2 separate regions of the Homo sapiens genome follow, and region 2 is linked to region 1. A link is an interaction called in ENCODE POLR2A ChIA-PET data of the cell type or tissue named here. Cell type or tissue: Panc1. All regions are shown on one strand. Region 1 overlaps PDHX (pyruvate dehydrogenase complex component X). Region 2 overlaps SLC1A2 (solute carrier family 1 member 2).

Region 1 (4,000 bases):
AGTGGTGTCTCAGTTAATAAAGCATTTCTTCCACAGATAATGCCAATTAAACACTTAAATAAAATCAAAGATAATGTTTTTAAAAGTTAAGTATATTTTAAGCATTTCAGCAGCATTAATTTATAAAGAAAGGGCTAATTCTAATTTACTTACTAAAAAGAAGTCCCTAGAAAACCTTCAAATAACAATATTTTATAAGTTCACTCCTGGAAGAAAATGTCATTCCCTTAAAATCTTCTATTATTCCCTTTCAATTACTCTAAATAAGGTTCATTAGCTGTATTTAATGAACAATAGAATGATAGGCTGCAGGACGTCCACTAATACAGTAATGGTAAGGAAAAGCATAACTTCTAGAATGAGTTTGACATATCAGAGTAACACTAATTTCAATGCTTACTGGTATGTTCACTATCGTTAATAAGGCATAAGTTATAAGGGGTTAGGAAGCTAAGTTTACTAATTACTGATGAAGAAGAAAAGCAGCAATGCTTTCATGAAGCAAAATACATATATATATATATGAAATTAGTATAGAAAGCTGAATAGGAATGTTTAATGAATTACAAGCTATGGAAGAATACTAAGAAAGCCAAGAAAAATCTAGTTGCTTAGTTGTTTGCCACATACTAAAAAATTTTGCTTCTGCAGAGTTCCTTTTTCTTTACTATGTCAAAAAGATGAGTTAAGATTATTATTAGACCAATATTTTTCTTCTAAAAGTGTTTAATTACCTGCTTGTGAATTGCTAACTCAAAAATCAAAGTAAAATGACTAATTTTCTTTAAAAATGTATACAAAAAAGCACTGTTAAGTGACATGAAGTCCACTTGATGTTAATTCCTTTCAAAACTGAATCAGAAATAGGATCAATATCCAAGTACAAAGAACATCATTCAAATGTAAAGCATTAAAAAAAGTTTTGCTTTAAAAATATCAATAGATTTCTAAAATCTGAGTCAGACAACTGTACTACATCTGAAAGTGGTACCTCACCTTCTGTTTCATTTACTGTAAATCATATAAATGATTCCATATATACTCTACCAACGTAACATTGACACCTTCACAAGTAGGCAATAAACAGCATTTATCATCATTTCAATTTTTACCATTATCTAAATATCAAATAAAATTTATTTTTAACTATTCACATTTTTTTCTATTTAAAAAAGTGACACCATGAAGCATGAAACCCAAATACAATGGACAAGGACAAGTGATATACAACCATACAACTTGAATATATAACAGAAGATAAAATACAGTTGATTATAATTCCATTTAAAGTCATTAAAATCTCTATATGAATTTAAGATAATTTCTTCAACCTTTTCTATTCCTTTGGTGCAGAGATCTTTCAGAGGTGTGCTAATTTCCTGTAAGCATTTGCTTACACTGTAGTAGGCAAATACTCAAAACTGGTGTAGACTTAGTATAAATACGTAAATAATACTCTTTGCAAAACTGTTTAAAAACCAAGCAGGCCTCTGTTACTGTTCCCTTTCCTCTCTGAGCTACCTCCATGGTAGCTCATGGTACCTCCATGGATACACTCTGCCCTACCAAAGCATCTGGAGCTAAGGACACCTCAAATGCCAGAGTTTTCTTATGCACTCAGCTTACTTGACCAAAGCCCTCTCTTACTCTTCTGCCAATGATTTCTTAATATTAAATGCAGGGTTTTTACACATAGCTCTATCAACTTAGAGCTCATCGATACTGAAATATTGAATGTTGAGTCTATCATTTCAAATATTAGCCTTCCCTCCCAGTTGTGTACAGACTTCCTGAGTTTCAACGCTGGCTCCACCACTTACTAGTTATGTGACCTTAGTAAAGTTTCCTTATCTCACCATGCTTGTTTTCTGAGCTGTAAGATGCAAATAACAGTAGCTACTTCACATTGTTGTTATGAGGAATAAATGAGTTATATGTAAGGCCCTTAGAATAGTGTCTGATAGCTAGTAACTTGTTTTCATTTTCATTGTTAAAGGCATTATTATTGCTGTTGTTATTGCTGTGGTGTTTTCCTTCAAATTATGGATTTTTTAAAACAATACATTCAACATGGATCAAGATTAGACTACAGGGGACTGACCCCTTGGTATGGGTTAGAAATTCATGCTTAAAGGCTTAGCATGTGGCTGGCAGCACTAAAGGGCAAACATCAACATATACGATAATGGGTAGTAAGGTCTGTGACAAACTATTTCTTCATAATTCTCAGACAGAGGCTGAATTCTATCCCTCAAGCCCAGGTCACTAGTGTGAGGCTTCTGTACCAGAGACATTCTCACATCTTAACCAATCAATCACCTGCAAATGTGCTACAAACAGCTCACCTAATCTCATCTGTGTACACAGGGATATGAGATGCAAAACATTTACAGCAGTATGTCCAACAGAGAAATTGAGAGGGCTCATTCCATTAAAGGCACAAGTAAATATTGTCTGTTTTAATTCTGATATTAAAATCAATATATTAAGTAATTATTTAAGTACTTTTATTCTTTAAAATAGAGCAGTTTGAAAGCTACCTAGTGACTACTGACAGAGCATGTGCAGCAGTGAGTGGAGATGACCTGAGTCACGTGACTGACTTATCTGGTTCATCACTATGATTTTCCATCATGGTGTGAATCATTATACAATTTTGAACTGTTTTGATTCTTCAATGTATACTGTTTATCTTATATGAACAATGAACTTTGGTTTATAAGGAAGTACATAAGAAATACTGAAAATGAGAACAAACCAATGATAAGCTAAAATACAGAGGGGAAGAAGAAACATTCATTAAGCCCTTGAATAACAGTTGTCTGGCTTTCAAGTGCCAAGCACTGTTCCAGCACAGCATTAACTCATTTAATCCTAACAACCTTCTGAGGTAAATACTATCATTATTCCCATTTATAGATGAGAAAATTAAGGCACGAAGAGGTTATGTAACTTGCTCAAGATCACAAGACAAGTATGTAGCAGAGGCAGGATTTAAATGTAGTCTAACATCAGAGATGGTATCCAATATAATCGCTACCAAATCAATAATTTATCAAATCTGTAAATTATATCCAACTGATCAAAATTATCATGCAGCACCTCAAGATGGTGTCTGTATTTTAAAAAAACAAGTTTAAAAGGTATAAAGTGGATGTAACAATTTAGCTTTTGATTCATGGGGAATATAAACTATCTTTCCTCACAATCTGTCATAACTATTTCAATATGAAAAAATTAGAGTTGATAGCAGTAGCATGCTGTTTTGGTTACTGTAGCCTTGTAGTATACTTTGAAGTCACGTAGCATGATGCCTCCAGCTTTGTTCTTTTGGCTTAGGATTGACTTGGCGATGCAGGCTCTTTTTTGGTTCCATATGAACTTTAAAGTAGTTTTTTCCAATTCTGTGAAGAAAGGCATTGGTAGCTTGATGGGGATGGCATTGAATCTATAAATTACCTTGGGCAGTATGGCCATTTTCACAATATTGATTCTTCCTACCCACGAGCATGGAATATTTTTCCATTTGTTTGTATCCTCTTTTATTTCATTGAGCAGTGGTTTGTAGTTCTACTTGAAGAGGTCCTTCACGTCCCTCGTAAGTTGGATTCCTAAGTATTTTATTCTCTTTGAAGCAATTGTGAATGGGAGTTCACTCATGATTTGGCTCTCTGTTTGTCTGTTATTGGTGTATAAGAATGCCTGTGATTTTTGTACATTGATTTTGTATCCTGAGACTTTGCTGAAGTTGCTTATTAGCTTAAGGAGATTTTGGGCTGAGACAATGGGGTTTTCTAGATATACAATCATGTCGGCTGCAAACAGGGACAATTTGACTTCCTCTTTTCCTAATTGAATACCCTTTATTTACTTCTCCTGCCTAATTGCCCTGGCCAGAACTTCCAACACTATGTTGAATAGGAGTGGTGAGAGAGGGCATCCCTGTCTTGTGCCCGTTTTCAAAGGGAATGCTTCCAGTTTTTGCCCATTCAGTATGATA
Region 2 (4,000 bases), 450 kb before region 1:
CACTATTCACTGTCAGATAAATTATTTTTAACAAAAACTTTTACCCTTTTGTCCTCTGGACCAGTGGCTCCTTCCCCATCACACAAAAACATGGCTTTATTAACAATAAAAGCAAAACCCTTAAATATACCCGGCATACCTGAAACTGGGAATAAAAAGAGGTTTAATTGGACTTACAGTTCCACATGGCTGAGGAGGCCTCCGATTCATGGCGAGAGGTGAAAGGCATTTCTTACATGGCGGCAGCAAGAGAAAAATGATGAAGAAGCAAAAGTGGAAACCCCTGATAAACCCATCAGATCTTGTGAGACTTATTCACTACCACGAGAATACCATGGGAAAGACTGGCCCCATGATTCAATTACCTCCCTCTGGGTCCCTCCCACAGCACATGGGAATTCTGGGAGATACAATTCAAGTTGAGATTTGGGTGGGGACACAGCCAAACCATATCAAGGGGGATGAGGCACTGAGACTAGTTAGAAGATGGCAGCAATAGTTTAGGTGGGAGATTATGACCTGAATTAAGGTATAGAAATGAGCATAGGTTACCAGATTCCAAGGATATTTAGAAGGACTTGGTGACCAAGTGCAAGTAGGTGTGAGCAGGTGGAAGGGCTTAAAGCCATCTCTCAGCCTTCTAGATTAAGCAAATGGGGGCGAGGTAAGTGCAGAAAAAGGAATTCAGGAGAGAAATTAAATTTGAAGAAGACAGTGAATTTGGTTCAGCATACTGGCTTAGCATTTGTGGCGAGTGGAATATCAGTAGAGATGTTCACTGGGCAGTTAGAGTCATGACAGGCCGGGGCCTTTATGGAGTGCTATTTGTATTACAGATGTAAGGGAGCTCACCCGCACACAGCATGAAGCTAGAGAAAAGAACTGGGCTAAGAGAAGCATCCTGGGAAGCTCTAGTATCTGAAGATGGGCAGAGGGAGGTGATTCACGGGGTGCGGGGTGCAGGGTGCTGAGAAGTAAGGAAGGGAGTCAAGAGTGAGCAGGTGACTTGAAGTGGCCGACAGTGCTGCATGCTATGGAGAGGTCAAATCGTGGAAGGACTGAAAAGTACTCATTGGATTAGTCAATTTCAAGGCCATCATTGGCCTTTGCCAGAGCTGGGTCAGCAAAGTGATGGCAGCTGTTGCCATGTTGGTGTGGGTTGAGAATGGGTGGAGAGAAAATGAATGCAAATTATTTTTTTCCATAAATGGTAGTCAAGAGGTAGATGGTACTAGGAAAGCAGATAAGGCAAGAGCAGGATTATATGTTGGGTTGTTTTAGTTTTAGGCCAGGTGTGCTATAAGCCTGTTCATCTGCTAAGGGAAGGGCTTGATTAATGAAGAGGAGGTCTTGAATTATCCGTGGAAGATACTGATGAAGGAAAGAGTTAGAACCTGAGGCTAATTCATTGCTCACTTTGGGGGTTCCTGCAGGAAGAGCAGGGTGCCTCTGTGAGACTGATCCCACAGTATAGGGGAGCACTACTCAGAAGGGACAGGGAGGAAATGGCTGCCTGCCTAGATGGTCAAGTCCACATGATCAACCCTGGTCATCTGTAGAGTGACAGATGGGGCAGCCAGCTTGTCCTTACTTCTATAGCCTCATTAGTCAGCAAGCTAGAGTTGGATGTATTTTAGTAGTGCTTGCTGTTTTTTTTTTTTTTAAGATTTACCTTTTAAGTCCTTTCTAAGTCTCCCTAGTTGGAATTCTTCTCTTTCTTCCCTTAACCCTTCATCATTTATGCTCTTGCATAGTTTGTGAAAATTTTATTGGACCCAGTTTTAATCCCAATCTCCTCTTGGGCTCTGCATTCCCTTTAAATCACTTCCTGGATATTTGCATAGCACATGTATCCTGATAACTCCCAAATGTATGTTTCTATTTCAGGCCTTTTTTCTAGGTTCTAGATTCATATATCCTACAACCTAACTGATGTCTCCATTTGTGCAATGCATAGATGTCTGGAAATTATCATAGTACAATGGAACTCTTGATTTTTTTTTCCCTACAAACTCATCTGTACCCACTCCCAAGTTTCCCCATCTCAGTAAATTCTATCTGTTTAGAGATTCAAAGCCAGAAATGTTGGTATTAACCCTGCCTTTTTTTTCTTCCTTCAGCCTCAACCTACAAGCTTACTAATTTCTACCTCAGTTCCTCAGATATCCCATGGTCTTGCCCACATTTGCATTCTCTTTTCCAGAACCACTTTCTACCCTACCACCATTCCACAGATGACTGGCACCCTCTGATCCTGGAGCATGCTTTGGTCCTCAGCTTGAATAATATTTCCCAGAGAGGCCTTCTCTTCCCATTCCACCTAAAATAGGTCTCTCTTTCCTAGTCCTACCTCATTCCCCTTGTTTGCTTCCTTCACTGCATCAATTACAACTTTTACATATTTTATTTATCTGTCTGTTTGTATCTACAAAGTAAGCACTTTGAAGACTAGTTCATCATCATGTCCTCCTAGATCCTAATGCAGTGCACTCAGTAAGCATTTGTTGGCTGAATTCTCATCCTTGTCAGCCTGGAGAAGGAGGGAAGGCTTCTCAGAAGAGGTGATGTTTGAGTTGTGCCTCTTCCAGGGAGTCTGTCCTTATTACACTTTGTTCAGACCTCTCTCATAGCAACTCATCATAACAGAGTGTGCTAAGTGTTTTCTTGTCTGTCTGTTCACTATCCTGGTATCTCTCTGAGGATCAGGGTTACATTAATTTCTTTGTGCCTCATCTTATTATCATTATCACGATGAATGTTAGTATAATTGAATTGTCTACCTCGCAAAAGAGATATGCAAGGGCATAGAGACGACAGAAGGGAACAGGTGTGGGAGGCAACAGATCCAAGGTTGAGAAAACATTTCCTTTTGCTTGTTGGGTCATGGTCATCTTGGTAAGGTTCTGGTGGTCAATTGAACATCCCCATTCCTGCCTACCAGTCAATAATTACCCTTTGCTAGGGGTTAATAGGGTTCAAGGAGGTTACAAGAATAATCAGTTGGGAAGCAGCTCATCTTGTGAAGCCAAAAATGTATTTGTCACAGTCATTCATGTCCCCATGCAGCTGTCTGGGAAAATTACAAACTCCTGTATCTGCAGTTCTTTTAAAATGCAATGAAATTTCATCAGAAAAGAATCTTTGAGCCCATCCTCTGTCTTTCCCAGGATGCCTGCCTCCTCTCAGAATCATGTCTGTCTATTCCTTTCCATTGTTCTTTGTAAAGGAAAACAAGGAGAAGCTAGAATGAATTTGATATTCAGATACAAAGAAGGAATTTCTTAAGTCAAAGCAGATTTTTCAATTACATTAGTTAAAAAAAAAAAAAAAATCCAGGGCTTGAAAACTGATTTAGAAAAAGAAAAGTTACCAGAAGCAGACAACGTTGTTGTTAAATTGATCTTTTAACTATTAAAGAGACACTTAGTATGTTTAATCAGTCTCAATAGAGTTCCCTTACTCTGGTTTTGTATGGGTCTAGAAATAATACCTTGTAGTTGGTATGTGTGTTTTCCAGCAACCTAAATAAAAATGTTAGCTATTCTTATATTTCCTGAAATGGAGTTCTTTTCTGGAGTTTTCTGGTGACTGGACATGTTGGGAGATATTTATTGCATCCTGGTGGGATAAGAGAAGAAAAACCATGGCTGGCATCTTCTTTCTTGACTCTGCGAGTCCTCACAGTGCGAGTCCTGTGATTGGATGAAAGATCAGTTTATAAAATCCCCTTCCTGAGCCTTATGGGAAAGTCTTCAGCTGAAGCTATCCTCATCATCCTTATGGAAAATGCTAGAATCCTCCTAGATTCAGAGCCAGGGCACTCAAACTGCTGTTTTTGAAGTGAAAGTAGAGTCAAAGCCGAGATGCTGGGTTTTCTCGTCTGCTCTGACAGGGAAGCCATTGTTAGTTGCGAGAACCAAGCATATACAGATTTCATTTTTACTTTATTTGCTTTCTCTCTCCCTCTGAAGACTGTCAATGGGGTTCAAGGCAAGTAAAC

The links. ChIA-PET counts read pairs that join two places held together with the same protein. Peaks named below come from ENCODE experiments on the same cell type or tissue, not always from the same donor. Only the 100,000 strongest peaks of a DNase experiment are listed, where the experiment ranks them.
Region 2: POLR2A ChIA-PET joins it to region 1 with 5 read pairs; 2 of 35 experiments call an interaction of 5 or more read pairs at or near these places.

What each region holds. Positions count from the first base shown.
Region 1 is chr11:34,952,730-34,956,729 of GRCh38, reverse strand. All of the region lies in intron 3 of PDHX (pyruvate dehydrogenase complex component X), which reads right to left. Among named protein-coding and RNA genes, the nearest start is that of MIR1343, 13 kb to the right of the region's middle. In Panc1, no CTCF peak of the experiment used is centred here; no DNase peak of the experiment used is centred here; H3K27ac peaks cover 1,776 bases.
Region 2 is chr11:35,404,750-35,408,749 of GRCh38, reverse strand. The region is part of intron 1 of SLC1A2 (solute carrier family 1 member 2); the gene reads left to right. Among named protein-coding and RNA genes, the nearest start is that of SLC1A2-AS2, 12 kb to the left of the region's middle. In Panc1, a CTCF peak has its summit at 3,864; no DNase peak of the experiment used is centred here; H3K4me3 peaks cover 317 bases; H3K27ac peaks cover 477 bases.